Regions from separate parts of the Homo sapiens genome. Here all the other regions are linked to region 1. Evidence: chromatin contacts called from ENCODE Hi-C or POLR2A ChIA-PET data. All regions are on one chromosome and are shown on one strand. Each heading gives the region's core, a stretch centred on a gene start or an enhancer-like site at or near the end of the contact. The rest is flanking DNA. Distances are from core to core; before and after follow the strand shown. Region 1 holds the start of GAS2L1 (growth arrest specific 2 like 1). Region 2 holds the start of NF2 (NF2, moesin-ezrin-radixin like (MERLIN) tumor suppressor). Region 3 holds the start of ZMAT5 (zinc finger matrin-type 5).

Region 1 (4,315 bases), core at 1,625-4,124:
CCTGGTCCAGGACAGGGGGTGGGGCCCCAGGCTCTGCCCACTGCCATCCGCTATCTGCCTCCCAGGCAGGCACATTGTAGTCCTGACCTTCTGATAAGAAGGAAACTCTTGGTCCAGCCCTCAGGGGTGGCAGGGGCCACCCAGATCCTGGGAGAGGAGAGACTTGGGGGCAGGGCCCAGCAACGCCTATGCTTAGAGTAGAACGAATCCTGTAATTCCAAACAGGATCCCTGCTCCCAGCAACAGCAGCAACCCAGCTAGGCTTCCCAGGGGTGCCTGGGGAGTGGGGAGACCTGCAGAGCCCCCTGGGGCACCTACTGTGTGCCAGGCACCTTGCCCAGGTTTTTCCATGCCTCGTCTCAACCGAGCATCACAGCACCCGCTCAACCTCGAGCCTCCATGAGGTTGTGGGTACATCTGCCTAAGACTGACTGCAGGGAGGGCACAGAGGAGGCGCCCCGATCATGCGGCCCCCCAGAAGAAGGAATGCACAAGCTCAGTTGAGGCACAGTTAGCACACAAAGTGAGGGAAGATCGTGCCAGGAGCCCGCATCCTGTCCCAGGCCCGGCTGGGCTGCGTCATCTCCCCGGCACCTCCCTCTCTGTGGGCTACCCATTTCCTTGGGGTCAGGTATACATTCCTCGGTTTGGTGCTCAACATGTGCACTCTTTTTGTGGGGCAGACTGTTCTGCAGATAGCAGGGTGGACCCTGGGAGGTTCAGGGACAGATTGCAGGCACTGGCTGTGCTGTCGGGTCCCTGGCACCTGGTGCTGGGGGACTCACCAGCTCGTCGAGGTTGCGCAGGTCGCTGGGTGTCATGCGGGGGCCGCGGGCAGGAGTCCCTGGTGCGGGGGCGGTTTCAGTGGTGTCCTCCCCAGCGGCAGGGGCGTTGGGGGCTGGGGGTGCAGCACGCAGCTCCCGCTCAATCTCCTGCTCAAACTGCACGAGGCGTGGGGCCAGCAGGCCCAGGCGTGCCCCACGCCGCGCCACCTCCAGCAGGCACAGCACCACGCTCTTCTCGTTCTTGCGCAGCACCAGGTCCTCAGTCTCAAACATGAGCACCTCCGGCACACCCAGCTCCACGCGGCACCAGCCGATGAAGGTGGCCACGTTGTCGCGCGCCATGAAGGAGCCAGGCACTACACTGTGCGCCTGGAAGGCCACACCTCGGGCCGGGCGGGCGGCTGCCAATGCACGGGCAGCCTCGGTCACGGCGTTGGCATGTTGGCACAGGGTCGTGCCCGTGGCCAGCCCTGTCAGGAAGCCATCGCCACCACCCGGGAGACCCAGGCCGTACAAGGCATTGAGCCACTCGGCCAGGTCCTCCTTCATGGCCTCCACGTAGGCCTCACTGGAGCGAAATGGCCGCACGCTCTTGGCCGCCGAGCCCGCGATGCCCGCCACTGGGTCTGCCATGCCCGGACCGGCCGAGTCACTGTGGGCAGGAACACAGTTCAGGATCGCTGTGGGGACCCAGTAAGCGCTCAGTACAAATTAAGCTGCTGGCCACCTGCACCAGTCTGTCACTCAGGCCAAATGCCTGGTTTACATGTTGGCTCTGGGAAATGTCGGTGCCCCAAGTTTCCTCATCTGCGAAATGGGTACAGTAACATTCCCTGCCTCATAGGACTCTATGGGATAATTTTTATAAATTTAGGGTCCATTAAGTGTTTGCTGTGTGGCTTTTTGCGGTGGAAACTGGGGCTTGGCTGGGGCCTCCCTCTCAGGCAGGGAGGCGCGCCCATTGTGAAGGGCTGGGACCTAGAGAAGTGAAGACAACGGCTAAGGCCCCCAGTGGACACGAAAGGAACCCAGGTCCTGACCTCAGAGTGGGTTATGTGCATGGCTTAGGGCTGGTGCCCACCCCATGTCCTGCGGGAAGGTCCCCGTGCCTTCCTTGGCCCCCCTTCCATAAGGGCTGTGCCGTCATTAACGACATAGCAGCAGCAATAGTGTAACAGCACGACCGCGCTCGGGCTCAGCGCGCGGAGGCATTATCTCCATTTTATAGATGAGGAAACTGAGGCGCAGAAAGGGTCGAGCTCGTGAAGGTCGCAGAGCTGTGGGTGGAGGAGCCCGGCGTCCAGGCGGCGCAGCGTGGCCGGTCTCGGCGATCCGGGGCCAGGGCCAGGCCCCGCCTCCTCCAAGAAGCCTCCCCAGCGCTCCAGGCCGGTGCCTGCGGGGCCAGGACTCAGAGCGGCCTCCGCAGGCCCTGCCGGTGCTGGGGCTCTGGGCCCAGAGAGGGTGCGGGGCCGCCCAAGGTCACACAGCCCCGGGGAACAGAGGCCGAGGACGCCGCTTCCCGCCCCGCCTCCCCACCCCCGTCCATGCGCACCAGGCAGGGAGTGCTGGGGGTCTCCGCGCTCACCTGGCTCATCCCGCGGCCCCGGGGAGCATTGCCCCAGCGGGGGCCGGAGCCGGGCCGGGCCGCCGCAGGGAGGCGCCGCCCGAGCCGCAGCTCTATGCGTCCCGCGCCGCGGCCTCCTCCTCGCCGCCGTCTCCGCCCCGCCTCCCTGGAATTCGGATCCTGCCCGGAGGGGGCGGGCGGGGCCGCGCGCTCTTAAAGGGGCCGCCCCTTCCCCGAGCCGGCGGGAGCTGGGGTGGAGCTGGGGTCTCCCCCCGCCCGCGATCGGGCCAGGAATCCCGGGTCTTCGAGCGCTCTCGACGCAGAGAGCCCCAGGGCCCCCAGACAACTGCGACCGGCCCAGGCGCCCAACCCCCACCCAGCCTAGTACCCGGGGCCCCGTCCAACCTCTTTGGTCTCCTGGGGAGGAGGTTGGGACCTTTTAATCGCCCCCCTCCCCAGACGGTGGGCTCCCCGGGCTGGCGCACAGCACGGCCTGTTCCCAAGATGAAGGCAGGAAGCGATAGCGGCTGGAGGCTGCAAAGTCACCTCCTCCCGGGTGGACCTCCCCTGGCCAGATAAACGGCACCGCCGCGGGGAGGGGGAGGATGCCCCTGGCGACTGAGGGCTCCTTGTGCTCACTGAATGCTCATTTTTGACCCTGAAATGAGGGGAACCGGTTTTACAGATGAGGATACTGAAGCTCAGAGAAGTAGGCAGATGGCCAAAGCCGGAGTTCCGCACAGAACAGGGGACGGGGGGCATCGGAGGCCGGCCGGACGCGGGAGGGTTAAGCCCCGCTGGGCTCTTTTTAAACTGCAGAGGACGGACCGCCGGGATCAGCGGGAAATCCTGCCCCCTGCTGCTGCCGGCTGGGCTGGGCGGGACGTCGGGCGGGTCTGGGCGGCAGCCATGCTACACGGGTGGGGCAGGCCTGCAGGGAAGCCGCCAACCACAGCCAGGCTCAGAGCTCCAATAAATCTCCTACTGTGTGCTGCCAGGACTGCTCTGCGCCCTTGACCTGAATGAACTGGTGTGTCACCTCTGTGAAGGACACTCATGCCCAACTGGGGCACAGTCAGGAGAGCAGCTGGTGGAGCCAGGATTTGAACATGACGATTATGGGGACGCCCTCATCCACGGATCAGCAGCATTGGTTGAGCACCTGTGAGCCAGGCCTCTTGGTGCCAGGCATTCACAGGCATCCCAGAGAGTCCTTGTGACCTTTTCTTTTTTATTTTCTTCCTTTTTTTTTTTTTTTTTTTTTTTGTCTCGCTCTGTCGCTCAGGCTGGAGTACAGTGGCTGGATCTGGGCTCATTGCAACCTCTACCTCCGGGGTTCAAGCGATTCTCCTGCCTCAGCCTCCCGAGTAGCTGGGATTACTGATACCTGCCACCACGCCCGGCTTTTTGTATTTTTAGTAGAGACAAGTTCACCATGTTGGCCAGGTTGGTCTCGAACTCCTGACCTAAGGTGATCTGCCCGCCTCCACCTCCCAAAGGGCTGGGATTACAGGTGTGAGCCACTTGCCTGGCCTGTGTGACCTTTTCAAAGGCGTTTTCTCACCTCAGCGCCCCCCATGGCACTTCCTCCAGTGAGGAAGGCAGTAACTAGCAATCCTCAAGGCTGACACCTGCGTGGCACCTACTGTGTGCTGGGTCTCTTTGGGCACTGGAAATCAACAGCAAAACAGCAGGGAACCAAGCAGAGCCAGCTCTCAGGGCCTGTTGTCCAAGTCTGGCAGGGAGGCAGCCCCAGGGCAGAGACAGGGATGAGGTGCAGAGAAGACAGGGATGGAGCCGGGTGAGGGTGTGGGTGTGAGGGGGCTGCAATTTAAAATCCCTCATCAGGAAAGGAAGTGAGGGAGGAAGGTCGGGGATATCTGGAGAGGGAGAGGGAACGGCCAGTGCAAAGGCCCCATGGTGGGCATGTGTCCGGCGTGCTCAAGAAGACTGGGGAGGTGGCTGA
Region 2 (4,227 bases), core at 1,093-3,592, 300 kb before region 1:
CTCAAAAGAAAAAAAAAGAGAGCTCCAACTTTCAATTGCACTCACACAGGTTTTAACCTCAGCAACAAGTAGCTCTAGGTAGGATGAGAAATGCTGATGTCCTGCTTTTCCTGGGAAGAAAGCATTTGATTGGGAGCTGGGGGAGCAGTGCCCGGTATTACAGTTTGCAATAGTCTGGAGTAGAAGCTCCACCTCACTAAGCTAGGAGTGAGTAAGGAGGGAATGATCTTGGTTCAAATACCATACCCTCTCATCTTTCTTACCGAATTTGTAGATTTTCTTGAATAGGTGTTTTTTCATTTGTTGTTTGCCCTCAGGACCATTGCCGGAGGGTTTAAATAGTTGATTTTAAAAAAAGAATTTTTGGGCCAGGCGTGGTGGCTGCATCTGTAATCCCATCACTTTGGGAGGCCAAGGCGAGTGGATTGCTTGAGCTCAGGAGTTCAAGATCAGCCTGGGCAACATGGCAAAACCCTGTCTTTACAAAAATTAGCTAGGTGAGGCTGGGCGGGGTGGCTCACATCTGTAATCGCACCACTTTCCCACCACTTTGGGAGGCCCAGGTCGGCTGGTCACGAGGTCAGGAGTTCGAGATCAGCCTGCCCAATATGGTGAAACCCTGTCTCTACTAAAAATAGAAAAATTAGCCAGACGAGGTGGCGCACGCCTGTAATCCCAGCTACCTGGAAGGCTGAAGCAGGAGAATCACTTGAACCTGGAAGTGGAGGTGGCAGTGAGACAAGATCGCGCCATTGCACTCTAGCCCGGTGCACTCTGGGTGACAGAGCGAGACTCCGTCTCAAAAAAAAAAAAAAAAAAAAAATTAGCCAGGTGTGGTGGCACACGCCTGTGGTCCCAGCTACTCGAGAGGCTGAGGCAGGAGGACTGATTGAGCCAGGGAGGTTGGTCAGGGTTGCAGTAAGCCATGATCACACTACTGCATGCCAGCCTCGGTGACAGAGTGAGATTCTGTCTCAAAACGAAACAAAACAAAAAAGAATTTTCACCAGTTTTACAGAGGAATGGGTTCCTTAAGCTGTCATGCTGGAAGCTGATCTTATCTAAGGCTGCTTTTGTGTTACAATGGTAGAGTTGAAGAGTTGAATAACTCCAACAGAGATTCTCTAGTCTACAAAGTTGAAAATATTTACTATGTGGTCCTGTACAGAAAAAGCATGCCAACCCTTGCTTACTGCTGCCAATGCTGCTGGTCCACAAACCACACTTTTAGCAGCAAGAACTTAAATTACTTGAGAAGCAGTACTGTACGGGCTGTGAGCTTGGTTCAAAACCCCACCTTGCCATTTACTAGATAAATGGGTTTGTTCTGAGGATTAAATGTGCAAATGTCTAGCACTTTGAAAATACTGAACAATTGATAGCTGTTATCATCATGTTGGAAACTATGTGGAAAGTAAGTATGAGATGTTATATCGTTCTTCAAAGGGTTTTTTTTCCCAGAATATGCAAGCTTTAGAAAAGGGAAACAAGTATTGGCTTTCCAATAAACAAGACGCAACTTCTAATACCTGGGTACATAACAATATTACCTAATGAAAGAATAAACTTTCAAGCTTTTAAGCGTAAGCCTAACTTAAGCCTGACACTGAAATCCTGAATTTTCTATCACAGGAGCATCCAGCTTCTTCCAATAACAATGAATGAAAATAACCTTCAGGAAATGCCAAAACCCAAAAGTCCTATGAAAAAAAGCAGCAATCATCTTTAACATGAGGTTTTGGGCCTAGTTGGCCCTTCCGGTTCTGCCCGTCTCTAGCTACACCCATAAGATGATATAAAGAGAACCTCTCGAGCTTCCACCTCGACTGTCACCGCAGCAGTCGGGGCTGCCGGCCGGTTACCTCGCAATTGAACTCCATCTCGGCGTCCATGGTGACGATCCTCACGGTGAACGTCTTGGGTTGCTTCCTCTTGAGAGAGCTGAAGCTCATGCGGGAAGCGATGGCCCCGGCCATGGCGCGGGGCTCAGGCCCGGGACCCTCGCGCCCCACGGCCTGCACTCTGAGCCCTTTAGCCCCCCTGGAGTTGCTGCACAGGCCTCAGGGCCACCATGGTGGCCGGCTGCCCGGCCCGGGAACGGTCTGGGCTGCGCGGGTCCCCAGCGGCCAGCATGGGCCGCGAGGACCCTGCCTGAGCGGAAAGGGGAGTTGGGGGACGGGCCCTGACGGCTGCAGGGAGGGCACAGGAGCCGGGACCTTCGGTGCAGGCGCGACCCGGCACTCCGGGATTCGGGCCGGAGATGCCGGGGACGCCTCGGGACGGGACCCCTAGACGGCAGCGGCCCAGACTCCGCGCGCCTCTCAGCGGCCGACTAGGGTCACGGGGCCGCGCTGCATCGGGCGCGTACGCGCGCGCGTGGCTGTCACCGTCCTCACTCCGCGCGCCCGCGGGAAGCGCACCCTCCCCACAGCCCGGGGCCTGCTCCCGGCCCCGCCCTCAGGTCGCCCAGACCACTACGCGCAGCGCAACCGAACCGGAGGCTGACGCATAGATGCTGCGATTGGCTGGGAAGGCCAAGGTAGGCAGGACTTTCCCGCTCCGTCCCGCCTCCTTTGGGGTGACTCCACCAATGGAAAGTTTCACTCTAACTGCAAAAAAAGCAGGCCTAGGCTCGGCGTTGAGTGGCTACAGTGGCAGTCACTCTGAATGCTTTTGTGCCTACTCTAACAAGACTGGTTGAGGCGGCGGACCTCTGCTGACCTTACCCGGGAAACCACTTAGAGGCTGGATCCGGGGCGAGGGGAATTGGGTCCTTCGTTGGCCCAGGGAGGGACTCTTCGGTTCAAGTAGGCTCCGAGTGTGGCGCCCCAGGGGACTGCGTTTCGGACACACGGCGAATATTCTTCTTTGGCAGTTAATCACATATACCGACCCCTATGAAACTTTAAAGACACTTGTGGAGGCCTGTTAGGTTTGCTGGCACTTTCCCGCCAGATCCCTCTGCTTCCCTTTAGAATTATTATTATTATTGTTATTATTATTATTATTAATTATTATTATTATTGGGACGGAGTTTCGCTCTTGTTGCCCAGGCTGGAGTGCAGTGGCGCGATCTCGGCTCACTGCAACCTCCGCCTCCCGGGTTCAAGCGATTTTCCGGCGTCAGCCTCCCGAGTAGCTGGGATTACAGGTATGCGTCACCACGCCCGGCTAATTTTGTATTTTTATTAGAGACGGGGTTTCTCCATGTTCGTCAGGCTGGTCTCGAACCTCAGGTGATCCGCCCGCCTCGGCCTCCCGAAGTGCTAGGATTACAGGCGTGAGCCACCACGCCCCGCCTAGAATTATTATTGGTTATACCTACCTCGTGAGGTTGTTGAATTTCAGCGCACTGAATACATATAAGGCTTTAGAGCTGAGCCTGGCATCCTATGAAATTGCTGAATTTGGGTTGAAAATGAAAGCATTCTTTATTTTATACTCTATGATGCCCATTTTTGAACCGTATTCATGTATTATTTATTTAGTGTCATCAAGGGTTCTAACGGGTGTAGGGGGGATAATTACACCTTTCTGTACTTAGATAATAAATTCTATTTTAAAATAGCTCTTAGTAGTCAAATAGGGACAATTTACTGTGTTTTTTCGTTTGTTTTTTGTTTTGAGACAGAGTTTCGCTCTTGTTGCCCAGGCTGGAGTACAATGGGGCGGTCTCGGCTCTCTGCAACCTCCGCCTCCCGGGTTCAAGCAATTCTCCTGCCTCAGCCTCCCCAGTAGTTGGGATTACAGGCACCCGCCACCACGCCCGGCTAATTTTTGTATTTTTAGTAGGGACGGGGTTTCACCATGTTAGCCAGGCTGGTCTCAAACTTCTGACCTCAGGTGATCTGCCCACCTTGGCCTCCCAAAGTGCTGGGATTACAGGCGTGAGCCACCGCGCCCGGTGTACTGAGTTTTAACAACAATAATCACCCCATAAATGTTAGCTAACATTAGCATCACCCCCCCAACTCCACAGGTGAAGATACTGAGAGATATGATAGAGCCACTCGCTGACTATAATGCAGATAGTGAAAGGCAAAGCTAGGACTCAAACCCAGGTCTGTCCCACCCAGAGCCTGCTGGTTAGCACTGTGCTGCCCTGCTTCCAAATTCTCCCTACTACAGCCTCAGGAAATGTGAATTACAGTTCCGGAGTACTCAGCAGACATTGTTGCTGTAACGGTATATTAATGGAATAAATCTAGTTCTTCTGCACGGACCCCT
Region 3 (4,145 bases), core at 780-3,279, 460 kb before region 1:
TTACTGAAGAGATTATAAGTGCGTAGTCCCAAAATATTTCACCATGAGCCATTTAAGACATTTCCTGGGACCTAAATTGGCTGAAATTCTCATTCCCAGAAGCACAAGAGGTTGAGCACAGTGGCTCACGCCTGTAATCCCAGTACTTTAGAAGGCTAAGGCAGGAGGACTGCCTGAGCTCAGGAATTCAAGACCAGCCTGGGCAACATGGTGAAACCCCATCTCTACAAAAAATACAAAAATTAGCTGGGCGTGGTGGCGCATGCCTGTGGTCCCAGCTACTCAGGAGGCTGAGGTGGGAAGATCACTTGAACCCAGGAGGTCAAGGCTGCAGTGAGCTGTGATCATGCCACTGCACTCCAACCTGGGCGACAGAGTGAGATCCTGTCTCAAAAAAACAAAACAAAACAAAAAAAAGCACAAGGAAAATGGGTGAGTTATAACAACATACTTGGATGTCTCTCCAGATCAATGGGAGTGGTTAACAGAACCACTTGCAAGAGATGGGACAGTAGCAATGCTTTCATATGGGGCAGGAAGTTGCACTGGTCACAGGCAGCATAGCACTAGTGGACAGTGCCTTCCCGGGCTGCAGAGTCAGACAGTCTCAAATTAAAAACACAAGTGAGTGGTGGAACAGGGCTATATGTATAAGGCCTACTCCAGCACAGTCATAATTTAGCGATATAAAGCATGCACTGCACCTAGCACAGTGCATGATACATAAAAGTCAAAAATGTGTTGCGATTCCTACCTCATGCTTCCACTTTCTCCTGAGGAATGTAAGCAATGATTATTTTTCAGTGGTACCACCTACCAGGCATGTGGCACCCTGCCTGCATCTCATGTAATCCTCACAATCGTGCTCAGGTTACTATTAATATCTCCATCTCACAGTTAAAACGGAGTTCAGAGAAGAAACTTGCTCAACTTAATGCCACAGTTAAGTGACAAGGACCAGTGTTCCTATCCAAGGCTTTCTGATTTCATAGCCCCCACTCTCAACCATTAATACCAACTGTCTACGTGGGAAGCCTTGGGGACCAGAAGCGCCGTCTGAAACTTCAGCCACGGCGTCTAAGGTGTCTAACGTCCTTTTCACGACCGTCGCCTGCTCAAATCTGCCCTTGAAACTCTGAGAGACAGGGGTCCCGTTTCTGGCCCTGACTTGCCCCTGGCTTCCTGTGCAGCTAGTAAGTCCTTTGCTCTCACTAGCCTTTAGTTTTTGCTTCTGATAATGGGCAAGTGGGTATGTAGGGTGGCACACAGCAATACTTACAACCCCTGCAAAATGAAATATATTAACCTCGCTTAACGTTTTAGAATTCACATCAAGCCAAGGGGACAGACGGCGGACTCGAGACAGAAGACGCCGACGGTTTACCCCTTACCCCCTTCCTGGTAAAAGTATACTGAGTCCCATCCCACCTCTACTCCACTGTCACCCCTCAGGCGGGTCCAAGGTCAGGGATGGCACAGGCCCTCACCCCCTCGTTGATGTGGTCGTAGATAGCGTCCGCGCCTTGATCGAAGGCGCGCTCGAAGAACATGACGCCCACGATGATGGTGAGGGCGAAGGTGGAGGTCCTGCGGAACAGCAGGGAGTACAATTTCGAAGTCAACGTCGCGGCCGCCATGTTTCTTCACAGTCCAACTCGCGCCACCGCGCCTGCGCTGGGGCCGACCTCGTTCCCCAAAGGCCCTAGACGTGCAACACTTTATGGGATTTGTAGTTCCTCTGAATCTCAGCCTTCGTGTTTTGAACCACAGAGGTATTCCTATCCTGGGAATGAGGAAAAAAACTCAAAAGGTTCATATCAGGACAGCCCAGATAATCTGATAAGATTTATTACCCAATTTTTCTTCTCCAGAATTCCTGGCTGTTAGAATATGTCAAACTACAACTCCCAGAAGCCCTCGCGCGCCATCACCTTCTCCCCGCCCTCCGCCCAGTCCCGGCTTAGATTCCCAAAGCTCTCTGGGAAGGGCGAACTGATGGCCAAGGCGAGACTACGAATCCCAGCAAGCAGTACGCGACGCGAGGACGCAGGAGGAGGAGCCCGGAGCTGCAGCCACCGGGGAGCCAGGTACCTTCCGCGAGACGTCGAGGGGCGAGTCCTAGTCTCTTTTCTCCGCACTGGAAGACTTGAACACTTCCTTCTCTGTGCGTACGCCCTGCGGCGGGACGCACCATTTCTTGGGATAGGGTGTGGATAGAGGGGCGAGGGCAGCTGGGTTCCCGAGACCCTGGCTCAACTCTTCGCCTTGTCCCCTGCACCAGCCCCAAGTCTAGGCCAGGAGCTGGAGCCTGCGGCAAAAGTCTTGTCCTGGAGGTTAAACCCTTCACCCTGGATTAAGGGCAGGGACGGATCTGCCCTGCTTCCTGTTCCTCTCACCCCTGGGCTTCGCACCGGGCAACCCTGGTTTGGAAGGCTGGAGACTTGGAACCTGCTTGGGATTGAAAAGAGCAAGGGCTTTGGAGTACCTGGGGCATTCAACAGATGTTTTCCCAGCGCCTGTTCTGGTCCCTGCTCTGGGGACCCAGCAGTGAACAAAGTCCTTGCTCTCACAGAGCGCTCAATCTACGGAGTGGGCGGGTGGGGAGATGCAGTACAGCAAACAGATAGTGCTTTGGTTGACTGGAGAGGCAGTGGTGGTGACATTGCACCCTGGGTAGCTGCTCTGGGGGGTGACACTTGACTAGAGACCTGAATGAATAGTAGAGTTGAACAGGAAAACGTTGGTGCAAAGGCCTTGAGGCAGCTACAGTCCTGGGATGTTTGAGGGAAAGAAGTAGAGTGGACTGTGAAGAGGTTGACTCCGGTCAGCTCATGTCTGGCCTTGGAACCCACCTTACGGAGTCTTGTTTTCTTTGGTTTTTGTTTTTAGAGACAGGGTCTCACTGTGTTGCCCAGGCTGGTCTCCAACTCCTGGGCTCAAGCAATCTTCCTGCCTCGCCCCCCAAGGTGCGTGAGCCACCGCGTCTGGCCAAGGAGTCTTGTCTTTTTCTAGTTGCACTAGGAGGCCATTGAAGGGTTTTCAGGAGAAATGCGACAAGATTTAATGTGCACTTTAATGTCATCATCCTGGCTGGTCTATGGAGAGTGGACCGCAAGGGGGAAGTTATTGTAGTAGATCATTTGAGGGAAGATGGGTGGTTATTTATTTGAGATGGAGTCTCGGTCTGTCGTCCAGACTGGAGTGTAGTGGTGCTATCTCGGCTTACTGCAACCTCCGCCTCCCGGGTTCAAGTGATTCTCCTGCTTCAGCCTCCCGAGTGGCTGGGATTACAGGCGCCTGCCACCATGCCTGGCTAATTTTTTTTTTTAGTAGAGACAGGGTTTCACCATGTTGGCCAGGCTAGTCTCAAACTCCTGACTTCAGGTGATCCTCCCATCTTGGCCTCCCAAAGTGCTGGGATTACAGGCGTGAGCCACCATGCCCGGCCTGATGGGTGGTAATTTAGGTTAGGGTGTGGAGCAGGGCAGTGATCAGATTTGGGATGTAATTTGGGAGGGAGGGCAGACAGAGCAAGCTAGCAGATGTGTGTAGGGTGCACAGGAAAGAGGAATTGAGGAGGATATCTAAGTTTTTTTTGTTTTTTGTTTTTTGTTTTTTTTTGAGACAGAGTCTCACTCTGTGCGGCTGGAGTGCAGTGGCACAATCTTGGCTCACTGCAACCTCTGCCACCCATGTTCAAGCAATTCTCATGCCTCAGCCTACTGAATAGCTGGGATTACAAGCGGATGCCAACACGCCCAGCTCATTTTTGTATTTTTAGTAGAGACAAGGTTTCACCATGTTGGCCAGGCTGGTCTTGAACTCCTGGCCTCAAGTGATCCGCCTGCCACGGTCTCCCAAAGTGCCGGGATTACAGGTGTGAGCCACCGCGTCCAGCTGACATCTAAGTTTTGACCTCAACAATTTAAAATCAACAGAATGATCTTAAGTTCTGTTTTGGCCACATCAGTTTGAGCTAGCCAACAGACATCAAGTGGAGGTGTCTAGAGGCAAATGAGGACATGGATCTGTAGTTTAGAGGAGAGGTATGAGCCTGAGAAGAGTCATCCGGATAGGGGTGGCATTCAAAACCAGGGACTGGGCTGGGGATGGTGCCTCACACCTATAATCCCAGTGTTTTGGGA

What was found. Hi-C counts contacts between places; a loop is a spot of excess contacts on that map. ChIA-PET counts read pairs that join two places held with the same protein, here RNA polymerase II (POLR2A). Pooled maps may share reads with other maps.
Region 2: a pooled map shows a loop between it and region 1 (8-fold over the local background). The contact joins the promoter of NF2 here to the promoter of GAS2L1 in region 1. A Hi-C loop is called at or near these places in 7 of 50 pooled maps. POLR2A ChIA-PET finds 5 or more read pairs at or near these places in 3 of 52 experiments (HEK293, HEK293T and K562).
Region 3: a pooled map shows a loop between it and region 1 (2.4-fold over the local background). The contact joins the promoter of ZMAT5 here to the promoter of GAS2L1 in region 1. A Hi-C loop is called at or near these places in 1 of 168 maps with a recorded cell type or tissue (breast epithelium) and 2 of 50 pooled maps. POLR2A ChIA-PET finds 5 or more read pairs at or near these places in 2 of 52 experiments (A549 and T-cell).

What each region holds. Positions count from the first base shown.
Region 1 is chr22:29,305,209-29,309,523 of GRCh38, reverse strand. It overlaps GAS2L1 (growth arrest specific 2 like 1), which reads right to left and starts at 2,874. Exons shown (of 6, transcript NM_001362985.3): 1 at 2,371-2,874; 2 at 786-1,437. The coding sequence starts at 1,418. RefSeq lists silencers at 2,138-2,277, 2,368-2,417, 2,438-2,707 and enhancers at 2,378-3,121, 3,468-3,517, 3,122-3,867.
Region 2 is chr22:29,601,748-29,605,974 of GRCh38, reverse strand. NF2 (NF2, moesin-ezrin-radixin like (MERLIN) tumor suppressor) reads right to left here and starts at 2,342. Exons shown (of 16, transcript NM_000268.4): 1 at 1,863-2,342. The coding sequence starts at 1,976. RefSeq lists a silencer at 1,997-2,576 and an enhancer at 2,827-2,956.
Region 3 is chr22:29,764,891-29,769,035 of GRCh38, reverse strand. It overlaps ZMAT5 (zinc finger matrin-type 5), which reads left to right and starts at 2,029. Exons shown (of 6, transcript NM_001003692.2): 1 at 2,029-2,164. It overlaps UQCR10 (ubiquinol-cytochrome c reductase, complex III subunit X), which reads right to left and starts at 1,667. Exons shown (of 2, transcript NM_013387.4): 1 at 1,488-1,667. The coding sequence starts at 1,637. RefSeq lists enhancers at 1,536-1,585, 1,495-2,144, 1,946-2,175, 2,145-2,794.